Regions from separate parts of the Mus musculus genome. Here region 1 is linked to region 2. A link is a loop called in an ENCODE intact Hi-C map of the cell type or tissue named here. Cell type or tissue: left cerebral cortex. All regions are shown on one strand. Each heading gives the region's core, and the rest is flanking DNA. Links, peaks and the distances in the headings are about the cores only.

The links. Hi-C counts contacts between places; a loop is a spot of excess contacts. Peaks named below come from ENCODE experiments on the same cell type or tissue, not always from the same donor. Only the 100,000 strongest peaks of a DNase experiment are listed, where the experiment ranks them.
Region 1: it touches region 2 in a loop (4-fold over the local background); 7 of 42 quality-filtered maps call a loop at or near these places.

What each region holds. Positions count from the first base shown.
Region 1 is chr10:93,011,432-93,018,894 of GRCm38, reverse strand. Cfap54 (cilia and flagella associated protein 54) reads left to right here. Exons shown (of 68, transcript NM_001347060.2): 20 at 2,284-2,460; 21 at 7,378-7,463. Among named protein-coding and RNA genes, the nearest start is that of Gm40739, 60 kb to the left of the region's middle. In left cerebral cortex, for the core only: a CTCF peak has its summit at 4,252 (motif pointing right); DNase peaks (open chromatin) are centred at 4,277 and 6,015.
Region 2 is chr10:92,650,774-92,658,236 of GRCm38, reverse strand. It overlaps Gm31822 (a long non-coding RNA gene), which reads right to left. Exons shown (of 3, transcript XR_380678.2): 2 at 7,091-7,463; 3 at 3,383-3,576. Among named protein-coding and RNA genes, the nearest start is that of Gm31822, 10 kb to the right of the region's middle. In left cerebral cortex, for the core only: a CTCF peak has its summit at 5,647 (motif pointing right); DNase peaks (open chromatin) are centred at 3,553, 5,394 and 5,629.

The sequences.
Region 1 (7,463 bases), core at 1,131-6,130, 360 kb before region 2:
GAAAGGGAGGTTGGTTAGCTCTTTTCATCACGTGACTTGTCTGGGAACGCAAGTATTGAACTAAGACTTGGAATGGTTGTCCAGATTTTGCAGTTGTGAGACCTTGGTTTGCTAAAACATTGTTCTAGAAACACCCCTTTAAAACTGAGCCCAGCGGGTTCTGTGACTTTTTCCCTCTTGAGTTCTCCACCTTCCTTCCCCCTCAGATACTTTCTCCTCCTGTGTGGTTGAAGACCTTAAACCATCCCTAGGCACTTTCTCCTGAATGAACTCTCCCAGCAGCTGCAAGAGGAGCCTTCCCGAGTTGAGGCTTTATTTCTAACAGGCATTAGAGTTTGCCTTGAGTTCTGTTATGGAATTTATTTAACCCAAATCTAGGCCTTAGGTTTTTGCACGTTTCTTTCACTACTTTTTGATACAAACGTTGACATTCCTGTTAACATGGTTTAAATTGGGCCACATAATCTGAGCCAGAAATCTCCTCTTAAAGTTGGCCAAGACCCAGTCAGAGTGCTTTGAACGCATCCGTTTAAAGTGCATTGTAGTAAACGCGCTTCTTCGCCATCACAGCCCTGTGTGACTTTCATTTAGAATACAACGACTGAATCCAAAGACATAAACCAAGTATTGTTCCCATCACCAGGGCATTCAGAACAAGGGATGGCCATCTGGGTCTGCAGATAACATACGACACGATACCCACTGAAATGAGATTAGCGAAGACGAGTAGGAAGGGGTGCTCAGAACCCAGGGCTGTCAGAGATGTCAGTGGAGATGATGCTCCAGGAGGTCTGGAACCAGCTGACAAGATGTGATGCTTCTGGGAAGGGAGGAATGCACAGAAGTGAATGGTCTTAGAGGTTTAGGGTAAATAGAGGGGTAGGTATAGTATCTACAGAAGATTCAGACAGAAGACATGTTCACAGCCATTACAAAAATTCCTGCAGAGAAGTTTGCCCTTCAATAGGTCTTAGAGGATGTTTTCAGAGTCAGGAACAGAAGTTGATAAAAACATCACTCCATGTCCAGGCATTTATTTAGCGGGCTTGAAATCCAGTGAGCTCCAGATGTGATTCTTTCAAACCCTACATGCCCCCTGTGAGAGAAACAACACAAGCTTACTGGAGCAGAATGGGAATGCCTGGGATTTGGTAAACAGGCATTGGTCGCAGGAGATTCTCTTTCGCATTTGTCAACAGGGCAGAGCTTCTAAAAGCAAGGGAATGGTAGCCCTCCATCTCCTTTTGGGCTCCCCTGGAAACTTCCTTAGTGGTTCATTGTGAGCACCAAGAGTGCTATGCTAATACTCGGTCTATTAACTGAACTTACTATTTTAAGGATGCTAACGATTTTTTCCTAGTTTATTGGGTTTCTGAAAATTAGTCGTGGATATTTAAGATGCTCAAATACCTTTAAAAATAGTTATGACTTTTATTTTAAGTGTATGAGTGTTTTCCTGGATGTAAATATGAGCACCCAGTGTATGCTTGGTACACACAGTGGCCAGAGAGGCCATTGGATCCCCTGGAGCTGGGATTACAAGAGGTTGTGAACCAATACATGGGGGTTGGGAAGAAATGTGGGTCCTCTGGAAGAATGAACTGCCAAACCCCTCTCTCTACCCTGTTTAAATATCTTATAAAAATAAAGACATATGTCTGTTCTGCCTATGATTATCGAGACTAAAATATTACTATTATTATTTTAACTAGTGTTATTAGTATTGCGAGGAAGTTACACATCTCTGCTGATGCAGCTCATCTGACTTTAAATATGGTTTAGCACTGATAGTTTGGTATTGTCTCTGTATCAGAATCACAGAATTGACATCTTGATGATATAAACTCCCAAGGACACTCCTTTGATGAACCACATGTATCAATAGTCTTTATTTCTTGAGAGTCACATTGCAAGTTGTACTAAGAATAGGATTGTGGCTTATCAGTGCAAATGCAGGTATCTGTGTTATGAATTTTCAAAGCACAATAAAGTCTGATGGTAGATATTTTGTGGATTTAAAGACAAAATGCCCCCCATTAATAATATATGGCCATTGCATTTAGACATACGCGTCTGTTTCCATCGAAGACGTTCATTTAGTAGTCTTTTTTTTAATAGTCCTACAAACACCAGCCCATGATCCATAGTGACATGTGTATGTATGCCTCTGGGATTCAAGAAACGGTATATAGAAAGAGAGCGTTTACCACAAGAGAATTCTGCAAATATAGAAAAGGCTCAAGCTCCTGAAATGTATTTTTCTATTTTCACACTTCGTTACAGGAAGCGAATGCCTTAATTGAGAAGGTCGAAGCAGAACAAAATGCCCTATATTCCTATCAGAAGTTCTTGGGGAGCTCAAAAATAAAGAAGAGCAGAATTCCTCCCCCACCCATCCTGCTGGCCCGGACTCACTGCTCTGTGACCCTGAAGCCCGCGCCGTTCATCTCAGAGGTTAAGGTACCGTGCCCTCCCAGGTGCTGCCCCCACGCCACACGACCTAAGCGCTCCCGTGACTATAGTAACCCTTACCACTGTCGCTCTCAGGACCCAAATAATCTTACTTATAAGCACCAAACACCAGATATTTAGTATTTTCATGTCTTATCTATACTTAATTTATTCATGATATTCTCCCTTTATGAATTGTCTTCTAAAGCTATGTCAAACACACGGGAAGAGAAAAAACAGTTCCCTCTGTGTGCCTTTGTCACAGTGAAACTGTGCTCAAGGTAGAGAGCTGAAGCAGAATCAGACACTGGAGGAGGCTGTCTCCTCCGAGAGCCAGCGTTGGGGACAAAGCAGCAGGACACAGAATTTGAAGGTTGCAGGTCTAGAGATTCTGTGTATATTCTCCCCAGGTCATTGTGGAAACAAGAGACAATGGAGATGTCTCTTCAACTGCAAATCTTTCAGCATTTATTAGAACGAGCCTCATCTCCCATCCCCAAGTCCCGGACTCGGCCTAAATGGGAATACCTCTTGGGATTTCATTTCCTAACAAGAAATCAGCTCCAGCTAGTTTATATTTTAAATATCGCTCTTTTAGGCCCCCTTTGATGTTGGGCCACAATTCATTCCTATCTTTGATTATCTTTAGGGCATTTTGCACACAGAGACTTTGAAGTCAAGCCTATATAAGTTTACAATTCTAGCTCTGCTGCTAACCCACAGAACAACTTTACAAAGGCCAAATACAGTTTCAAGCTTCTCGTTTGTGAAGCATGTTTTTTTTTTTTTGTGAAAAGAAGCCAAGTGAGGGAGTGCTGGAGATGTGTGCAGTTAGTCGAGAGTTTGTCCAGCACCGATGAAGTCCCTGCTTTGTCCCTTCAGCCGCACAGACTAGGTGTGGTACCACAGGCCTTTAATCTCAGCGCTTTGGAGGTGGAGGCCGAAAGATCAGTTCCTGGTCATCGCAGGCCCCACAGCAAGCTCGCAGCCAGCTCGAGACATTTAAGAAGAGAGAGACTGAACTAATATATAACATTATTAACATTAGCCAACGACTTTCATTTACTTTTATTAAGCACATGAAGTAGAATTTATCAAAACAATTACTGGAGTTATATAGTCTGGATTGCATTATTTTGTGATTTTTTTTTGTTAATTCAATACAATGAGCTTTTCTTTTCTTTTGAATGTCTGTCTGCTGTCAAGTTCTGTGTGAGTTAACAGGCACCAAGTTAAACACGGGTGCGATGTGACTCATTCTTGAGAGTGATTTTTAGATGGATGGAATGGACTTTAGCTCAATGGGCGTGATCTTGTAGATGGACGTGGTGGACTTTAGGCGGATGGGCGTGCACCTTCGATGGATGGTTGTGGACTCCCTTGAGAACAGTTTTTGTCACTTCTTTGTTATTCTGTCTTTTGAAATTGGAGGAGAAATAGCATTTATCTCACATACGACTGCTGCTGTGAGGATGTTTTAGGACTAGGAGTTCAATTTTGGAGATTTTGGAAACCTGTGCTAAGAGTAAGGCTTCGCTGGTTTTAGAAAATTAGTACAGAACGAGGGTTATGCTATTTAGTGTTTGTTTTCAAATATTTTGGTTTAGCCCAAACCATTATTTGTTTTCAGTATTACTATTTAGTGACAGTTTTATCGTATGTTGCATGAACATAGGAAGACATTAGCTCCTTATATTTGACTTGTAGCTCTCGTGCTTTTTAAAGGCACATATATAATAACATTTATGTAAATTAGTTATTTGGAGAATTGGTTCAGGAAAGTTTGCCCGCTGCTTCCTCTCTATGACCACTAGGTGGTGCTGTGGGCTCATGTAAATTTTCTGGCTTGCTGGTTTGGCCATCTTTTGTCTCTGTGAAGCCTCCTCCTAAGCCATTACTTCATTAAAATCTGTTTCTATAGTTGCAAATGCTAATGTTACTTACATTGTCTATAAAATCTTATTTCCAAAGTTAGTGATTTGTTCACACCGTCTCTATTCTTATGTAGATTCTAATTACACATTGCTTCTTTGTGTTACACAGACTGGGAGCAAAATAAAAATATAAAATCTGCTTGTAATAATGCTTTTAGAGAGAATTTGCTCTTGGTTTTGTGTGGTATAATTTAGAGCAATAACAATCTGTCATGCAACACAGTCTTTCTGCACCCCGCCGGCTCCACTTCCCCCCCCCCCCCACGGAAAGTGTACTCTTTCTGTGTGGGTAAGCAAGGGATGCTAAGTCCGTTATTTCTGAGTTTGTGTTTCCTTTTCTTTCATCTGACCTTTACCTTTGTCCTCCAGCCTCCAGCCCCTCAGCTCTCTTCTTTCTCTCTCCTCCTTCCTGCTCATGATGGCTGGCACTCTTAATTAGTCACATGTATCATAATCACCTGAGAGCCCTTCTCTGGAAGCACAAAGGATTAGACAGGTATACCAGAAAAACCTCACTTGTTGAAGCTAGGCAGCCTTGGGTAGCTTGGCTAGTGGTCATTTTAGAGAGCATTCTATTCTGTACAAACTACTCTTTTAAAAAGCAACCTAGAAGCTGGGCAGCGACTGCCAACAACTTTAATCCCAGCACTCTAGAAGCAGAGGCAGGCGGATCTCTAATGAGTTTGGGACCAACCTGGTCTACAGAGTGAGTTCTAGGACAGCAAGGGCTACATAGAGACACACTGTCTCAAACAAACAAACAAACAAACAAACAAACAAACAAACAAACAAACTAATTAACAAACAAACAGCCTGGAGTGGAATCGGGTTGAGAGCCACTCATGGAGATAAGATGCCAGTTCTTGCTTGAGTCAGTGAGTTTTCTTCAGGTTTTCTTGCACACAAAGGTTGTACGAGTCTCAGTGCCTCACCTCTCTCCCAGCCCCTGTTGATTTCCTCATGTGTTTATGTCACATGAACGTCTTTTAGACGCGATCCCTTTTCTCATCTTGTCCCCTCAAGATGAAGCTGTCTTTGGCATTAATGTCTGGGTCTGTTTGCTCTGAGTTAAAATGCTCTGGTCTTTCTGCATCTCAGTTCCTCAAGACAGTAGCAGTTCCATCTCAAAGGAATGGAGTGAATATTAGCCGCAGGATCTTTGACAAAGATGCCTAACACATACGCTGGAGAGAATACAGCCTTTGCAAGCAAATTGTGTGGGCAGGACCAGGGGTCCATATGAAGAAAAATGAGACCAGAGTCTTAAACCTTGCTGTAAAAAATCAATTCAAAATAAGTCAAAGATCTTAATATGGCACCTGAAACTTTGAATTTTCTTTGGGGGAGGGCGCCTCAATATCTAGGCACAGGCTGTATTTGAAGAAAACTTTGTGGAAAGGACTGGGATAGCTCAGGCCAAAGAAAGATTTGACAAATGTGATTGCATGACATTACAGAACTGTGTACAGTCAAAGATGCAATCTGGTGAAGAGGCGGTTTATAGAAGGAGAGAAGTCCTGGCTAGTCATGGCACTGACAGAGGCTTAATGTTTAGATTATATAAAGGGCTTAAGTTTGGGGCTGGAGAAAGAGTGCAGTGGCTAAGAACACTTACTGCCTCTTGCAGAGGACTCTGGCTTGGTTCCCAGCACCCACACCAGGTGGCTCACAAATGCCCATGCCTCTAGAAATGGACAGACAATTCTCAAATGAGAAATTGAAAGTAGCCAATAATCATATGAAAAATGTTCACTATTCTTAGCCACTTAGGCAAGCCACCTAAAGCAGTGCTGAGATCCCGCCTCATTCCAGTCACAAGAAAACAAATAACAACAAGTGCTGGTGAGGATGCAGGCAACAGGAGCGCTTACACACTGCTGGTGGAAATAGAATTAGTTCCCGTTTCTTTGCATGGTGAAAATTAGGGTCAAAAGTCCCCAGAAACAAAAACACATTGTTACTGTATCACCAAGTTCTGGGCTTGTAGCAGGCAGACATTAAGGGATGCTTACATGCCTATGTTTTTAGCCATATTCACAATAGTTAAGTTTTGAACCTGCCTAGGTGTCCATCAACAGACAATGGGTGAAGAAAACAGAATACATCCATGATGAAGTTTCACTCAGCCATAAAAAGAATGACTCATGTTGTTCTTTAGGAAAATGGCAAAGATCATAAGAAAATGAATCAGACTCAGATAGACAACCAGTGCACGCGTCTCCCATTCTTAAATTCCAGCTTTTCTGTAGACACATTGACGTATGCATGCATGCAGGCTACGGGAGCAGAGGGGAGACTGGGCGAAGGAGTGAGAGCAGTAAGAGGGGAGGAGAAAGTGTGAGCGTGGTCACAGTGCATGGGGTACTTGTCTGAAATGTCTCTGTGGGACCCATCACTGTGTATAGCGGATATCGAGGGAAGCACATTCCAGCTTACTAATGTCAATCAGCAATAGTGATTAAAGTAGGCAATGATGTGGGCCTGGGGGTGGGCGTGGGGAAGGGCTCGGTAGGTAAAAGCGCTTGCTAAGCATACGATCTGGGTTCCAATCCCCAGAACGTATGGAAAGGCCAGGCATGAGAGTTTGTAATGCCAGAGTTCCTATGTGGAGCAGGGAGGGTGAGCTGGGAGGAGCGCTGAAGGCTCGTGGGCCAGCTAGTCTGTTGTTTTTATGTGGGGAAAACAATGGTCCTATCTCAAACAAGGTAGAAGGCAAGGACCGACAACCAAGTCTTCCTTCTGACCTACATACATCACACACACACTGGGTGTGTGTGTCTTGATTGTCTCAGGGAAGCAAGCCCCATGTTTGTCGTTACTTTGTCAAGATGTCGGAGGTGCGTATAAGCTTAGACCTTTGCAGTTTAACACACGAGTATAGTGTACCATTCTCTTTGGAAGATCGTTGATTTTGCTCCATCCAGATAGAGGAGGCCGAATGCTGTGAAACAGAGCGCAGAGCACAGGTGACAGCTGCCTCTCTCCCCTCCAGGCGTCCTGGTACTGCATCTTGGGTTGCAAAGCAGATGGAAGCTATGGGAAAGTAAGGCTGAACAACAACCACCTCCCAAACTCAGG
Region 2 (7,463 bases), core at 978-5,977:
GAATAATTTGTACCTGTCACTGAACTGTCAATAAAAATAGGAGGAATCAAGTCAATTTAGAGACTAGTTAGAAAGTGGGTCAGGGGAATATAGGTGTTAGCAATAATCACAGCTGTTTGCAAACACTATGGTTAAAAAAGAAGTACGAATACCATTGAAATATAGGTTCTGTTCTCATGTTATTAAATGGTACCTGACCACTGGCATTTAGGAGCTCCTTCTGATGATGACCATTTCTACAGCCCAGCATCTTTTTTCTTATGAAAACATAAACAAAGCTATGTTGATGCAGATAGTTCTAATCTTTAACATGTTGGTAGAGTAAGTGGGCTTTCAGTGGAGGGTGGGTTGCTCACTGGTATCTAACTCAGATAGACACTCCTGTTAGGAAGAAAAATGGATCCTTGAAATGCTCATATTCTAATCCCTTACACTAGGAATTTATCTTACTGGCAAAAGGGCCATTGGTAGAACTTAGTGGGGGAAAAAAAGTGCCCTAGGATGTCAAGATGGGGCCCAGTACAATCACAAATAGCATTTTTAAAGAGAGAGGTGTAAAGTCAGAGAAACAGCCCTGATAGTGCCTGTAGAGGTTGAGCTCCACGAATCCATGAGCCAAGGGATGCAGGTTTTCTTTAGCTGTTTGAAAGGGCAAGAAAAAAAAATGGATCTGCTTTCAAGTTCATGGAAATTGCATGGCCCCATTGAAACCTTGTTGGTGCCCAGGCGAACTGATGTAAAACTCTGCCCCCTAGAACTGTAGAACAGCCTGTCTGTTGCTTTCAGCCTTGAGCAACTCAGCAGTCTGTGACAGCAACAGATCTTATTCCTTTCTATGCCAACAGGCCCTCTTAGGACCATCTGACCTGATTTTTCCTTTGACCAGCAGAAGAGAATGGAGCCATTGGTGCTTCTGACTGTCTATCTCTGGCCCTCTTCATACCATTGCATGTTGGTCTGTTTTGGCAAACACCTTAGGCCGAGCACCCGAAGCGTGGTACCTTAGCAGAATCAGCGGCTCCAATTGCCTGACTGGACCACCTCATGAGGCCGCAAGCTCCCAGGCTCTGGGTAGGAGTTTATGAGTAGGACTCTTGAACACAGGACTCTTGTGACACAGTCCTGTCAGAGGTTTAAACTGTCCACTGGGTGAAAGCACTGTCTTACTAATTTGACAGTATATGCTTAAGTCCAGATGCTGTGCTTCATGGGCATCTGTAAGCCCCATGGATCCCCACATTGTGCTAGGTATGTTGTCTATACCACGAGAAACAGCTTGTCTAAGCTGACTGTAGGTTTCCTGATCCCTTTCCTCTTGTCATTTGCATAGTGCATTGATTGTGGTGTGAACACATGTGTGTGCACCTGTGTATGCATGTGGGCATGAGTGTGTGTGTGCATGTGTGTGTATGTATCTCTGTGTGTGTGTGTGTGTGTATGTGTGTGTGTAAGCTAGAAATTGTCATCAGAAGTCTCCCTCAGTGACACTCCACTTTACTTTTTGAAACACAGTTTCTTAATAGAACTCCGAGATTGTCAATTCTGGTAGGCTGGCTTGCCAGTAAGTCCTAGGAAGTCTCTTCTGTTTCTAGCTGGGTAGCATTGGGATTACAGGCGTGTACCACTGCGCCCAGATTTTTAACATGATCAAACTTAGCTCTTGGATGGCCAGCACTTTACATGTTGGGCCATCTCTCTAGCCTAACTGGGGTGCTCCATTTTATCTCCCAGTATTATAAAGATCTTGGAGAAAATCTTGTTATTTTAATTGCAGAAAGGATGGAAAATGGATATTCAGAAACTAGGTCCTGATGAGCAGTCCAAGGTAAGGGGTCAGAGCTGTTTTCTGGCCACAGGTATGTTCTCCTGACCTCTCCGTTTTAATTGCTGTCTCAGTGCCACATCAAAGGCTCCACGGGGTGATGACAGTGGCCTTCTGTACCCCGGGCACTCGGTAATGGCTTTAATTCTCTGAATCCCTATGATGACTTAAATTCCCATTTGCACAGAGGTGAATAGGGGCAACAGGGCCATTTTAAAGTCTAAAGAGCTGATAGGGAGAGAGAGGTTCTCCCAGTCATGGATCCATGTGGCCTTTCAACATGAGTTTGTAAGCTAGAAACCTCATGTCCGCAGCGAGTATATTATGTGAGCTTTAAATGTTCTTGTTATTTTCTTTACAAGTAAATTCTACAGAAATCTAAGGTGACTTGCAAGACTCCCTCTCCCTTGTATGTTCTGTTGCTATGGGATGGACATCTTAATTTCCCAAAGTGTAAATGATCAAGCTCTAATCCTCAGTGGTACTGTGTTAAGGGTGGATGGTGGTCTTTCCTGCTGCCTTGTGAGAATGAGGGATGGGAATGAGGGTGTGACTCTGCCAACCTAGGAGAGGTCATCAGCGGGACCTGCGTCACTTGTCACCTTAATCGTTGGCTTTCCAGCCTCTGGAACTGGAAGAAATATTTGTGAAATCACCCAGTGTACAGCATTTTGTTACAGCAACTCAGACTATAATCCCTTTCCCTGTGAATATGATAAGCTATTGTGCCCATGGCTTTGTTCCTCATTAGAGACTGAGAACTGACCAGCAAGACTATTATGTAATCAGAAGAGTTTTAGACAAGTTTGGAAGAATGAGAGGACCAATAGAAAGGGGCCTTATTGTGAAGTATAGTAAACCAGAGAGTGGCCTCCAGGAGCTGTGTGTGATCCTTGACCAACAGATAGCAAAACAGCAGGACTTCTGTCTTGTGCCCACAGGAAGGGAATTCTGCTCATGGCCAGAGGGAGCTTGGAAGAGCATCTCTTCACAGTAGAGCCTCCAGAGAAGGATGCCTGTCGTGCATCTCAAGAGGAGTTCAGGGTTCTGTGCCTACAGCATGCACACCATGAGATAATAAATATGAACAGATTTAGCTACAAAATTGGTGATGATTTATTCTGTAACAATGGAAGTCCAATGAATCTTTCTAAAATGCATTTTAAAAAAAGTCTTGTTTGTAGTAGGTAGAAAAATGATAGAGACCCCATCTTTATTTTGAGGAGCTGAACACTGCAAAAATTTAGCTAGTCAAGAGGAACATTTCCATTTGCCCAAGAGCTGCCGTTTGCAAAGCAGTAGTGTAAATGACCATCTCAGATCAGATTTTTGATGGAGAACTCTGACGAAAAGGTTTTTTTTTTTAATTGCCTCTGAAAACACTGCCTCAAATGGGGTGACAGTGGCTAACTCCAGGATGCCTACAGAAGGTGTTAGTGGGAAGGTTAGTCATGGGGGAAAGGTGACCCCTGAGCAGATCCACACCTTCTGGCTAAAAGAAGCTCCCTTTTTCTTGGGATTGGTCAGTCTCTCAAATATATGATGTCCTTTCCTGAAGGAAGGCTACCTTCCAGATAACCAGGAGTTTCTGTGAAGGTAGCCACAGGCTGGTGATCGGTCCCAGGGTTGTTTGTCTCACTGGGGCACAGAGCCTTCCCCCTCCTCCTCTCTTCCATCCTCTAAGGAGCTTCAGTCGCATCCTTTGTTCATCAAACAAGGTTTTTGCCTGGCTCTGGGACTTGGCAATCTCTCATCTGCAAGAAGAAGACAGAACAGATGGGGATGCTAACCTTTAATTTTAAGCAGCAGCAATGTTTCCCAAAGGCACTGTATGTGCTAGAAGCTGGGCTAGGAAGTCTTACAGATGAAAGGCCTAGGTCATCCTTTCAGTTAAGTCTTCTGGAGCTGAGGTCCTAGAGGGCAGCTTTGAGTAGAGTTCTTCCAGTGCCTCCATAGAGCCTGGAATATATAGGCTTGTTTGCTGAATGAAGAATGAATGAATGAATGAATGAATGAACGAGCTGATGAGCCTATGATCATGACTGGTAGCTCTGGCTTTGATATTAGTGTCATCAGTTTCCATAACGAGAAGCCCAAGGCTCACAGCAGGTAACTAGTATCCCATGGCTGCATCCTAGATCTTATTACCCATCCAAGATCACACAGCTGTGTCCTTGGTTCTGTCCTACCTAGGGGACTGGTCATTCTGAAATGGTTGGGTCCAAGATCCAGGCAGTGTGTGATGGTGGGCAGTGAGGCTCTCTGCCAGTGCCCTCTGAGGTGCTGGAACACAGGTGCAGCAGTCTCAGAAGACTCATGAGTAGGCTTCTGATGAAGACAGATGAAGTGATCTGGGCAAGGAAGGGCAGCCTGACATAGCTTGTTACGTCCCTGTCCTGACCACCGATGTTCCTTAAATGCTTGGTTTCATATTTGGGGAAGTTGAGCATGTCCTCTTGGTGGGAACAGGAGGTCACCTGTAATGTCCATGGGCTCAAAGTAGTCTTCTTTGAAATGTCTTTGCTTCTGGGCCTCTTTAAGGAGCCCAGGATAGAGGCACTTTGAGAGAAAGGTGCAAAGGGCTAGTGACCTTGAATTAAGAATCCATACTTCAGGCTACCTCCCTAAGCTGGAACTAGAGCCTGGTAGTAGGACGCTGGTAACTCTGCTATTTATTCAGTGGAGTTTGTTTCCTGGAGGAGGAAGAGGAGGAAGAGGAGGAGGAGGAGGAGGAGGAGGAGGAGGAGGAGGAGGAGGAGGAGGAGGAGGAGGAGGAGATGCCTTTGGGCCAACCTTGGGAATCAGAATCAAGATGCAGGTGCAGCCAGAAGAACACTGCCTCCTTCCCTCACAACCTCCTCCTACTCAGTCCCACCTGCAGACACAGCTGCAAGAGCCACATCCCACTGGTATTTGGGCTTGCTCCCCTCCGCTCCGACTGATAGTAATTACACTCCCTCTCCGCACACTGGCATTACTCAATTCTTTTCCTTTCTCTGCTTCATTTCAAGATGCCACAAACAGCATTCACTCACATCCCAGCAAGCACAATTAAGATGTCATCCCTCTCTCTGTGCTTTGTTCTTTTCTAGCATCAAGTGAGGACAATTCTGGGGGATTGTTTCTTTCGATCCTCCTCCCACAATTATCTCCTTCAGTTTTCCCTCTCCTGTCTTATTGAAATTCTAAATACATAAAGCTAACTTTATTAATTTCTATCTCAAAAACTCCAACAAAGGTGTACTTATTTTCTCATATGCTTCCCACTGGAATAACGTAGTCTACTGGTGGAGACATGTACCTGCTGTTACTTGAAAAGCAAATATGTATAGACAAACTGAAGATAAGAGGTAGGGATTCTTCTGAAAAGACAATGCAGATTCATTTGCTGGCCTGGCTGGTCAAGCTCTCTCTAGAAATGCCAGGAGGTGGGATGGGAAGTGGGAAGCTGGGTGAGAAGCAGGAAGTGGGGTAGAGAGCAGGAAGCTACTGGGCAGCTTCTCCCTGTAGTCCAGCAGGGCAGGCTGGGAGGCACTGGATTTGGGAGCACGGCTCTTTCTCTTTATAACATCCAGCCAAGTCCCTGATGACTGTCTTTCAGATCTGAACATTCCTCCCCAGAATGTTGGGCACCCATGTGAACAGGTCTAAATTGAAATTCTAAATGAGTACTCACTGAAAGTTGGTTTAATACAAAGAAAGGACCACAAATGAAACCTTCTAAGCCTTCTGTACGTTTCCAATACATGTCCAGTTCTTTGGAAAAGTCATTGTTACTGGTTGAAGACAGATTTATTTAATTCCCAAATGCCACCTCCAGAGGGCACAGCTGTCTCAAAAAAAAAATTTTTTTTTTCTTTTTTAACTTCCTTCAGTTTTCTTTAGGCTTGAATAAAGGGGCTCTGCAATCTCTGATTATGATTCCTGGGATCCGAAAATGAAGCATTTAATACAATACATTTTAACATTCATTTACATTTTATGGTAGCCCATTGTCTTTTTTTTATAGGTATTTAATATGCGTACTGTATTTATGTTTTAGCGGAAAAAAAAAACCCCACCATGAAACTGGTGTTTTAAATTTGCCCCTAGCTTAAAACTCCAATAATTTTCACAAGTGACTCTAAACATAGTCCACTAACAAGTTTTTACTATTAAAATGTATTTATAAGGTTACTTGTTTGACATTGTATTTCCAAGAGAGCATTTAAAGTGGGTCTCCTAAAGTAAAATATAGAATCGCGTCCAGATCCTGGTGTGGCTTTAAAGCTTTATGTGTTTTCTAGGGTGCAACGCTGTGTCCAGAATAAAGGCACTGGAAGCTTTTCATTCTTGAAGCAGCACAGACCATTTGGGGGGCTTTACTTTGCAACATCAAAATTTATGGTGACTAGTTATTTTAAAATGCTTCTTATTTATCTGCAGAGGAGGAGAAGTTGACAAGAATCTGCTCTGAAAAGAATGACGTTATTTTGTTTTAGAACATACATCGAACAATTCATCTCTCCCCTTTTGTCTCCTATATCTCTGCTGTGTTTAGTGTGTTTAGTGTGAAATTGAATCATGTTGGGCTAAATTCTAAGAACAGGCAGGCAATTTACATAGAATTTCCCCTGTGTTTTCTTTAAGCTTTTACTGGCTGTTCACTGGAAGTGTGGGGAAAGTCTTTTTTCTTTTCTTGGTCTCCTCCCACCCCCCACCTGCAGGTAACATTACGCACACAGAAAGTCACCAGAAGATGAAAAAGAGATGGGAGTATTTAAAACGCAACATCTAGCTACATATGTAAAAGTCTTTAAGGTTTTAGAATGCTATTTCTTTGTTGGAATGAAAAATGTTTGTGGTTGCTAACAGGGTAGGTGATGGTCAACTTTCAGGTTTGTGTTTTGTAAAAGGGCAAAGGGAGCAGTTGTCAGAACAGGGTTCTCTGTAGGGGGTCCTGCTCAGGATCTGGTGTTGGCTGAACACTTGGTACAAGAGGAGGAAATATCCCTGACATCAGGGCAAGCCGCTAAGCCGCTTGGCACTGATATGTATGGAACAGTTAGAAAATCAGTGCATTTCTCTCTCTTCTATTGGGCTTCAGTAAATTAAATGTTAGTCTACTGATATATTCTTTGGCCTTGTATCCTTTGGTCTTGCCTGCCTGTAGAGACAATAGAAGACCGTGGATGGCAAAGAGGATGTATGAAATATCTTCTCTTCGTTCCATCACAATCACTCCTGTTAAAACAAAAGAGCTTTCCACAAATAGCTCAAGAGAGTTACCTTTGGAGTTGTTGATAAGGTAGAGGGGAATCGGAGAGGCCACTGTGCAGTCCAAACGCATTCTGGAGTGCTTTTGTGTAGGCCAATGTGTGGGCACCTTTCCGGCAAGGAAGAGGTAGTTTGCAAGGAATTGATTACAAGCATTTTGGATTGTTTTTTTGCATGATCATTCTTCTGAATTCAGAGTATAAGCTGGAGGAGGTACGGTAGAGAAGGACAGAGTTAGATCAAGTATCTAAAATGGGAAGGATTGGGAACCAAGACCTTTGAAAGAGCAGGAATGACTAGACTAAAGTTCTGCTCTCTTCTCTTTTCTTACCCCATTTCATCTACACAACAGAACTTCCAGCATTCACCAGTAGATGTTAAGCAT